Regions from separate parts of the Mus musculus genome. Here region 1 is linked to region 2. A link is a loop called in an ENCODE intact Hi-C map of the cell type or tissue named here. Cell type or tissue: heart. All regions are shown on one strand. Links, peaks and the distances in the headings refer to the core of each region. The heading gives the core; the rest is flanking DNA.

Region 1 (4,386 bases), core at 263-4,262, 140 kb after region 2:
AATTTTGTTGATGATCACTAAAATAAATCATACTTCAAAAAATTTCACAATAATCTATTAACAAATTTTATAAGAATTTTAGTTTAAAATTTTATTATATGACTTTTTCCAAATAAGATATTCGATAGAATACAAATATAAGTACTATATAAAAATCTTTTAAAATAATTTTCAGTATTAAATTTATTATAAACAATAACTATTTAATTGGTTTTGAACAAATACCACTTTCTGCACATATGCATTCAGAGGCTCAAGTTAGTTTTTCATTCTGTAATCATACAATTAAATAAGTCTCTCTGATTAAAATATCAGAGAGATATTTTAAAAGCATGTTTTTTTATGTTGCCATGAATTATTTACATATAATGTAAAACAAACAACAGAAAAGGTTTTGAGAGAAACCCAGGAAAATGTTTAATGATCAATGTCTTATTACCCTCCACAACTGTTATACCCTCATATTGGAAGGACAAATCACTACGGAATACTGGACATCTTACTATTCTGAGAGGTGGCCTGGAACCCCCTCTTTAAGGACCTTATGGAGGGGGATATTCACTACCTTAGCCTTTCTGGGATTATGAGGTCACCCCTGACATGAAACGGTAACCATTCCAACCCTCCTTTCATAGTGCAGGCCCCTGGTTAGTTACTGCCCACCATCTGTGTAATCGTGAGTCACTTGCTACCAACCTCTGTCCCTTATCACATCACCCAGGACTGCACAGCCCAAGGTGCCAGCTTTTATTACTTACTAGAAGAATCTTCTCTTAATACTTTTGGATTCACACTGTTGGAAATGTTTGTTTCCAAGTCAAAATTCACTTTCACAGCTGCAAAGGAAATGACGGGAGAAGAAAAAAGCAGCCAATATATATCAGCAATTAATTCCATCCACAGCTGCCCAGCTGTTTGTGCGTGGAAAATCAGTCTGTTTCCTTTTGGGGCTTTCAACGACTGAAAACTGATACTGACCATCCAGAGGCATGAGCTGCCTGTGATGTGTCGGGAATGTGCCTAGGATCCCAGTCAGGAGACAAAATGAAATCCAGACTCTGTTTTCTTGGGGCTTGTCATTATTATTTCATAGTTTTAAAAACTCAAAAATACCCCAATCACAGAGAGAAGAAATACATTTTAAGAATTCTCATTTCTGGGTGTTACCCTTCCAACAGAGAGGAAAATCCGGCAGTGGCATCAGATTTAGTGACAAGAATAGACACACTGATCTACTGGCATAGACAAGGTGTGACATTCTTAGGAACCCACATGGCCCATAGTTAAATAAGGTTAATACTTACTTGCATACACACAGACACACACACAGACAGACAGACAGACACACACACACACACACACACACACACACTCCTAAACGTCCAATGTAAAAGCTCTCAGGAAATGGTACTTATACCACAATCACGCAGTAAAGCAAGTTTTTCTAGTTAGTTCAGACATTATTTGACATGCACATATATCTGTCATTTCAAAGATTAACATATTTACAGATCCAATCTTCTAGGGTAATGGTCAAGGAGTGGGACTTTCTTTCCTTCCGCTCATCAGCTTTGTGAATTTTAGTGAAAGCATCTTGAATGCCAGAGGGCTTAACAACCACAGTGTGGGATCATACAACTCAAAAGGGAGCCTACACTCAGGGTTGGAGAGATGGCTCAGTGTGTAAGAGGACCGGCTGGTCTTTCAGAGGACCTGGGTTCAATTCCCAGCACCCACATGGCAGTCCACAACTGTCCGTAACTCCAAGACCTAACACTCACACAGCCACACATGCAGGCAACCAGTAACACACATAAGACAAAAGTTCAAAAGAAAAGAAGCCTATGCCCTCTCTCTGCCCTTCAACTCTCACTTTATCTTAAAGGTTTGTCATTTAAATCTTGTAACATACCATTGCTATATTATATTTTCATGTATAAAATAAATTAATTTTCAGTAGATAAAATGGCTATGACTAGTTATTATGAAAGTTAAAAGAAAAAGAGGCATAAAAACTAAAATATATTTTAGTTTTATTGTTGTTTTTGCTTTTTTTTGTTTTGTTTGTTTTAATGAAATGAGAACCCTGCTCTCTGACTGAATCTTAATCAAGGGCACTCACCTTTCTGTTGTTTACCACTCCAGGTCAGCTCGTAAGAGTTCAGGTATGCCCAACCCGGTACCCTCTCAAACATAATATACATGGGGCATTCATTCTGCCCCTGCAACCTGACCAGGGTCTGGTACCAGAACTCAAGCCAGCGTAATAAAGACATTGCCTCAACTCAAGTCCTGAAGCCTGGAGCTTTGTTTGTTAAATGAATGCACTTTAAATATGTGGTAGACTGAAAATAGAATACACTATCAAAAATAGGCCTTTTTCCTTCCCAGTAAATGTCATCTAATTGAAAACATACAGGGAGAAAGAGAATTATCTTTGCTCATGTGACATTACCTCTAGAAGTATGGTATAACCATTAGCGAAAACCTTTGTCTGGCAAGATCCAGCTCTGTGGGACGCTCAGCCTAGCTTACAATACCCAGGGGAAGGAACTCCCCCACCTACAAGATGGCTAAGGAGAGCTGGATCTGCGTAAGCTGCTTATCAGACTAAACTGTGACAGGCTATGGGCTGGCCTAACAGTAACAAGACTCTTCATGAAGGCCTTTGATAGGAAATCTAGAAATGTGTTTCCAGTAATTAGCTTACTATAATTTTTAATTTTATATCTATTACTTTGTTTTTATGTGTATGTGTTTGTATGTGTGTATGTACACATGTGTGCAGGTGCCTGTGGAGGACAGGTTTCTAAATCTCCTGAGCTGGAGTTACGAATGGTTGCCGTCAGCAGACTGGAACAGCCCAATCTGGTTGCTGGGAACCAAACTGAGGTCTTCTGGAAGAGCAGGACATGCTCTTAACTGTTGAGCCATATTCTAATTATATCTTTGCTATTTCATTGTAAAAACTAACTAAGGTGGAACACTCAGCGAGAAGGCCAGGTGCCAGCAGAAGATGAGACGTCAGAAGACAGCAGGGTGTAGTGACAGGCCTGGCACAGAAATGAGAACACAGGATGCCATCAGAGGAGTGCCACCAAAACAAGGGAGACTGTTGTGTGCCTCACATACAACCCTACAGCAGAGACTGGAACCAGAGAGGTTAAGCAAGCAGGGCTGTGCCACCAGTGGAATTGGATAAAAAAATCAGGCTGTGGGTAGGTGAGAGGTTTCTGCGGTGGAGGGCTTGGTATCCAGCCTCATGACTTGGGTTTGATTCCTAGGGCCCCAGGGCAGAAGGAGAGAACCAACTTCTACAAGTTACTCTCTGATCTTTGAAACCACCCCATAAAACCTGTAGTAGTAGTAGTAGTAATAGTAATAATAATAATAATAATATGGTAATAATAAATCATAGGCCATTTTTACAATAGGCCTATTTTATATTTAGACTCTTGATTAAAGAAAGCTCAGTTTGGGGGACAAACTGTACAAGAGACTTAGCTAAGGGAGTAAAATTCAAAAGGTACCCCAAGCCAACGTCTGATAGCGGTGAGCTCCAGGCAGGGGTCAGCTTCACAGAGCCGTCTTCGGTCAGTGGCTCCAGTCAGAGATGCTTCTGAACGGTGGGGGTGGGGGTGGGCGTGGGGGTGGGGGTGGGGGTGGGCGTGGGGGTGGGGGTGGGCTCAGGAGAAGCTTTGACTTTTCTCAGGGTTTCTGCTTCTCAAGAGGGGCCATACCACAAGGCAACCCTTGGTAACTTAGAAGACAAGTTACCCCTCTGAGCTTGTGAGTTAAAACTCCTGTCTGATAAAACCTCTGCTACATCCTCTAATTTCCCATCTGGGGAAGACAAAGGTTTTACTTACTCATCCTGTGAAGATGGGTTGCAAAGGACAGCAGCCACTCTACAGTGAGAAGCCTCAAGCTTCACCGCCCTCTGCTCACGTCCAGCATGGCACTCCTTACGTCTATTCACGCCTCTCCACTCACTGGCATATCTGATGCTGAGCAACTTGAAGGCAGGGCCACTTAGCACAAATACTCTGGATGCTACTGATGCCCTTTGCTTCTGTAATGCTCTGGTAGACTACTAATTGTTAAAAGAGAGAATCCAGGATTCAAAAGTAGGCAGGACATAATGACATGAACACCTTTAGTCAAGCACTTAGGAGGAAGAGGTAGGTTGATTCTGTGAGTTAGACAGCCTGGTCTATGTAGCACGTTTCAGGTCAGCCAGAGCTACACAATAAAATCCTGTCTCAAGACAAAACAAACACAAACCACTCAGAGGCTTTAAAATGTAGCAATTCTAAAAGAGGAAGTTAAGGATGAATGAAAGATGATCAATGTTTAAAATAGGCCATTTTTTCTGGACCATAACAA
Region 2 (4,386 bases), core at 157-4,156:
CGGGCCAGGCCCATTAACATACTTAGGTATTTTTATTTCTTTAACAAAGCCCTTGTTTCTCTTATATCTTGCTGGGGCCATTTCTAATTTTTAAAAAATTCTTCTCAGACTGCCGTAAACTTGGGGAGAGAAATGAAAACCCAAGGTCCCTCTCAGCCTGTGGCTGCGAGCATGGGTGCAGGCCACCAAGTCCCCACTCACACTCCTCTAGGGATAGGGACACTGTGATTTCAATCTCCTCTGTGGGATTATATCATCCCCTTCTGCATACAGAGCCAGGGCGGTGTGCTCTGGTGTTGGCATTAGAGAGAAAACAGATGCAGATGTATAGGATTAGCCCAGAGTCTGAGCCCCTCCATTCCTGCTCCCTAATGCCCACCTCCCCACCCCCACCGCCGCCATCCTCTCCCTACCTGTTGGCAGTGCTGGTGTTGCTGCTTCCACTGCTGTGTTTCTGTGCCCGGCTCAACCTCCGTGGGGGCTTCGAGTGCTGTAGCCGGGGGCTCGGCATGGAGGGGAACGATGAGGCGTAGCCATGTTCACACTCTAAAAACCGTAAGAGAAGAAAAAGGTTTAAGAAGAATATACATACCCAAATGCACAGACCCACAGATCCAAAGTTCTTGTCCTGACACTTTTTTTTTCCTCAAAGTAGAAAAGGTAAAATGTGCCTAAGCTCTGGTTAGAAGATAAAATCCTGCTGTTTAGCCATCCCTTTAATCCCAGCACCCAGGAGGCTGAGATGAGATCCCAAGTCCAGGGCCAGCCTGAGTTACGTGTGGCAAGACCCTACCCTAAGGGGAAAAAAAATCCATTCACTGTCTGAACATTAATCTGGTGACATACCCCAGACCCAGCCCACTGCCAAGAGAGTATATTGAAAGTCTTCTAAAGCAAATTTCTCCTTCCTCTCCAAATCCCTTTCCTCCAAGAATTCTTTAAGGCTCATTTTTTTCTTACATGTACATAAGTGTTCAGAAGTATATATGTGCACCAGATGTATGCATGCTTTCTGGGAAGCCAGAAGAAACACCAGTTACCCCCACCCATTCACTCCAAAAGATTTCACGTGCCTTAAAAACAAAACAAACCAAGCCAGCCAGGTGGTGGTGGTGGTGCACGCCTTTGATCCCTGCACTCCGAGGCAGAGGCAGTCAATCTCTGAGTTCGAATCCAGCCTAGTCTACAGACTGTCCTAAGTTTCGGACAGTCAAGACTACACAGAGAAACCTTGTACCGAAAACCAAAACCAACCAACCAAAACAAACAGAAAACCCTTGGTTTAACTACAGTCACCTCTTCGGTGCCTCTGTAGCCTCCACACTTTTGCGTGCCCCAACTCTTCCGATCACAACTTCTCGGGAAGGACCTCCTCTCTCCTGACAGAAACATTTAGGCTCTTCACGCTCCAATACCTTCCTCAGTCTCCCTATTCCTCCACCCACCTCCACCTCCACCTCCACCTCCAAGGCAATCCCATCTCACTGCACTTCGGACGCTCACAATAGCACTGTGCCCCTCCCGCAGCTCTTCGGCGGGCATCACTCCCACCCTACTCCTCCCCCGGCTCGCACAGGCTCCGCCTCCTGCACCCACACCTCCCCAGCGCCCACCCCCTTCAGTCTCCAGTGCAGTCTCAAGTTGCAAGAGCTCTTGGTCCAGCGCCCTCCGCCCTCTCCTCCGGTCCGCTTAGCAGCCGCCCCTGCGCGACTCGAGAGTCCTTCCCTTGCAGCCCAGAGCCACGCACGGGTCCTCCCCTAAGGCCCCCTCTCCTCTGCCTAAGCTCTCGCCCACACCTCATGCATGCACACACACACGCACGCACACACACGCGCGCACACACTCACACACACGCCTGCCCTCGCTCGCGAGCTTCTTGCTCGCCTCCTCTCCGGAACTCACCTGCACTCCTGAGCAAGAACCCCCACCGTCCCGACGCACCCACCTCTCCAACCGCGCGCGGACTTCCACGCGCGTGCACCCCACACGCACGCACATTTCTCCCCACGCGCGCGCGTGCTCCTCTTGCCGCGCGCGGGGACGCGCTTCACCCTCACCGGTGCACGCACTTCCAACACCACACGCGCGCACCTCCCCTCGCCAGCCGCGCCAGTCACGCCGCTCTCCACGCGCGGAGCCCGAGGCGGCGGTCGAAGCGACGGCGTCCAGCCGTTACCTCGCTCCCTGCGCTCCAAAAACTCCGCGGCCTCCAGCAGGCGCTGCACGTTGATCATCCGCACCCGCTCCATGGGCTCCGCGCTCCCGCCCCCGGCCGACAGGAGGCGCCACAGACGGCTACAGTCCCACGACGACTCCGGACATGTGCGGCGGGCGGGCGGGCCAGCTCGGCCCCGGCTCGGCGCGCTCTCCGCCGCCCTAGCCGTGCCCGCCGCGCCCGCCGCGCCGCCTGCAGCCCGCGCGCGGTTTGTTTACTTCTCCGCGCGAGCACGGGGGAGGGACCGGAGCAGCGGCAAGACCCGCCCCGCCCGCCCCTTCCGCTGCCCCCTGGGAAATGTAGTCCCGCCCCCCCACCCCCCCGCCAGTGCACGTCGGGTGCCGAGGGACATGGGCCGCCTCAGTACGCCTGCGCATGGTGGACTCCGCGATGGCCTCCGGGAGATGTAGTCTTTCCTTGGCTTTCCTTTCCTGGTTCCAAGGATGGGGAGACTAAAAATTTACATGACTTTGCTTCTGAGGAAAAGACTTGGGTCTGCTCCCAAGGACACTCATTTCTTAAATGACGCTCAGGGCCTAAAGTCCTCTCTCTATTGCTTTCTTGTGGAACTTCAATGCCTCGGTTCTCTCACCCTCTAAAAGAGGAGAAAGTAACAACTACAAAGGGCAGGGCCACAGAAGTAAATAAATAAATAAATAAATAAATAAAATCGGAGAAAGTAACAACTACAAAGGGCAGGGCCACAGAAGCAAATAAATAAATAAATAAATAAATAAATAAATAAATAAATAAATAAAATCGCTGTTCAAAAACATGAGATCACTTAATGAGAGCCAGAGAGTACATCCATTCGGTCCTTCTTTCCCTCAGTCTTGACACTGACAAAAGGTTTTTCTAGTCCCTTCTTCTTTTTGAACTGATTCTTCCCCCACTATACCATTAGTGTTTTTAGACTGAAAACCTGTTCTAACGATACAAGGAAAGGACATAAAGATTTTGTTCTGGATTCATACTGACTTCAGTTCAAACCGGAGCTCTGGCTATGTGGACTCCAAGCTTCTTTTCCCCTCCTATATAAGATGGATTTATCTCTTCCACGTATGCATCATGGTAAGGCCAGACACGTGCCAGGCACTGAACCAGACTTGTTCCCAGGAAACACATATTCAGTAAGCTTTATTGTGAAGTCTAACTGAAATAATCTCATCGCTGAGGGTTGCTCCTCCCAGGCTCCTCTCCTGAAGTGTAACTGACATCAGGGACAGTAACTAGCAGGAAGCACACTAAAAAGCAGCCACTTACTGCCCTCAGTCACCACCCTCTTCCTATGCCCCGCTTCAAACGGATGTCTTAACCTTGGCACTAGCGATGCTTTGGACCCGATGGTTCTGTCCTGTACATTGTTGGATGCTCAGCAGCGCCCCTACCCCCCACCCACTAGATGCCAGTCTCGCACCACCACCCTGGGGCATGACAACCAAAATACCTCCAGATATTGCCACACATCCCCTGGGGCACAAAAGCACCGCTGGCTGAGAACTTTCTGGGGGAAAGCAAACACAAGATGGCTGGAGGCGCTGCCTGTCCAGGGAGCAAACTGGGAGCTGTGGAAAGTAGCCACAGTCTGCCTCACTCTGATCCTGTTGATCTGCTGGGGGATGTCCAAAGTGACAGAGCTCTTGGTGAGGAGACAATGTCCCCTTCCTGTGGTCATGTTATTGGCGAATGAAGTTATCTCCAGTGAGGTCACAGGCTACGAAATTCTGCCAGCCCTTTTAAATACTGCAGTTGGCACAACATTTAAGAAATGGATGTTCGTCAAATTCAGGGAGACCCAAAAGAAGAAGTAAGTATTCACAGGCCACAGTAGGGGTGGGGGACTTTTCTAGGCTTTTTAGCTGTTGGCTAGGCCATATGGGTTTTCCCATTATGTACTGGTAACAACCACCGCCATCCCAGCAAAGGACGTTACTAGATAGAGGTAGAAAGAAGTTTGGTCTCTTCACTTTTCCCCACTTTTCTATCATTCACTCTGCCAAGTGTGGTGGCTGCCAGCACTCAGGAGGCACATATAGGCAGTTTTCTATGAGTTTTGGTCTCTATGGTGAGTTCCAGGACAGCCAGGATTACATTGAAAGATCCTGTCCCAGAAAACAAAAACAAAAAACCTTCACTCAGAACACCTGTTATAGCTGAAAATAAAACCTAGG

Evidence for each region. Hi-C counts contacts between places; a loop is a spot of excess contacts. Peaks named below come from ENCODE experiments on the same cell type or tissue, not always from the same donor. Only the 100,000 strongest peaks of a DNase experiment are listed, where the experiment ranks them.
Region 1: it touches region 2 in a loop (2.0-fold over the local background); 4 of 42 quality-filtered maps call a loop at or near these places.

Annotation. Positions count from the first base shown.
Region 1 is chr19:53,188,595-53,192,980 of GRCm38, reverse strand. The region is part of intron 1 of Add3 (adducin 3 (gamma)); the gene reads right to left. Among named protein-coding and RNA genes, the nearest start is that of Gm52402, 18 kb to the left of the region's middle. In heart, for the core only: no CTCF peak of the experiment used is centred there; DNase peaks (open chromatin) are centred at 810, 2,550 and 3,040; H3K27ac peaks cover 2,747 bases.
Region 2 is chr19:53,327,511-53,331,896 of GRCm38, reverse strand. It overlaps Mxi1 (MAX interactor 1, dimerization protein), which reads right to left. Exons shown (of 6, transcript NM_001008542.3): 2 at 414-546. Among named protein-coding and RNA genes, the nearest start is that of Gm30541, 2.8 kb to the right of the region's middle. In heart, for the core only: CTCF peaks have their summits at 2,255 and 3,545; DNase peaks (open chromatin) are centred at 1,716, 2,406 and 3,716; H3K4me3 peaks cover 1,784 bases; H3K27ac peaks cover 2,150 bases.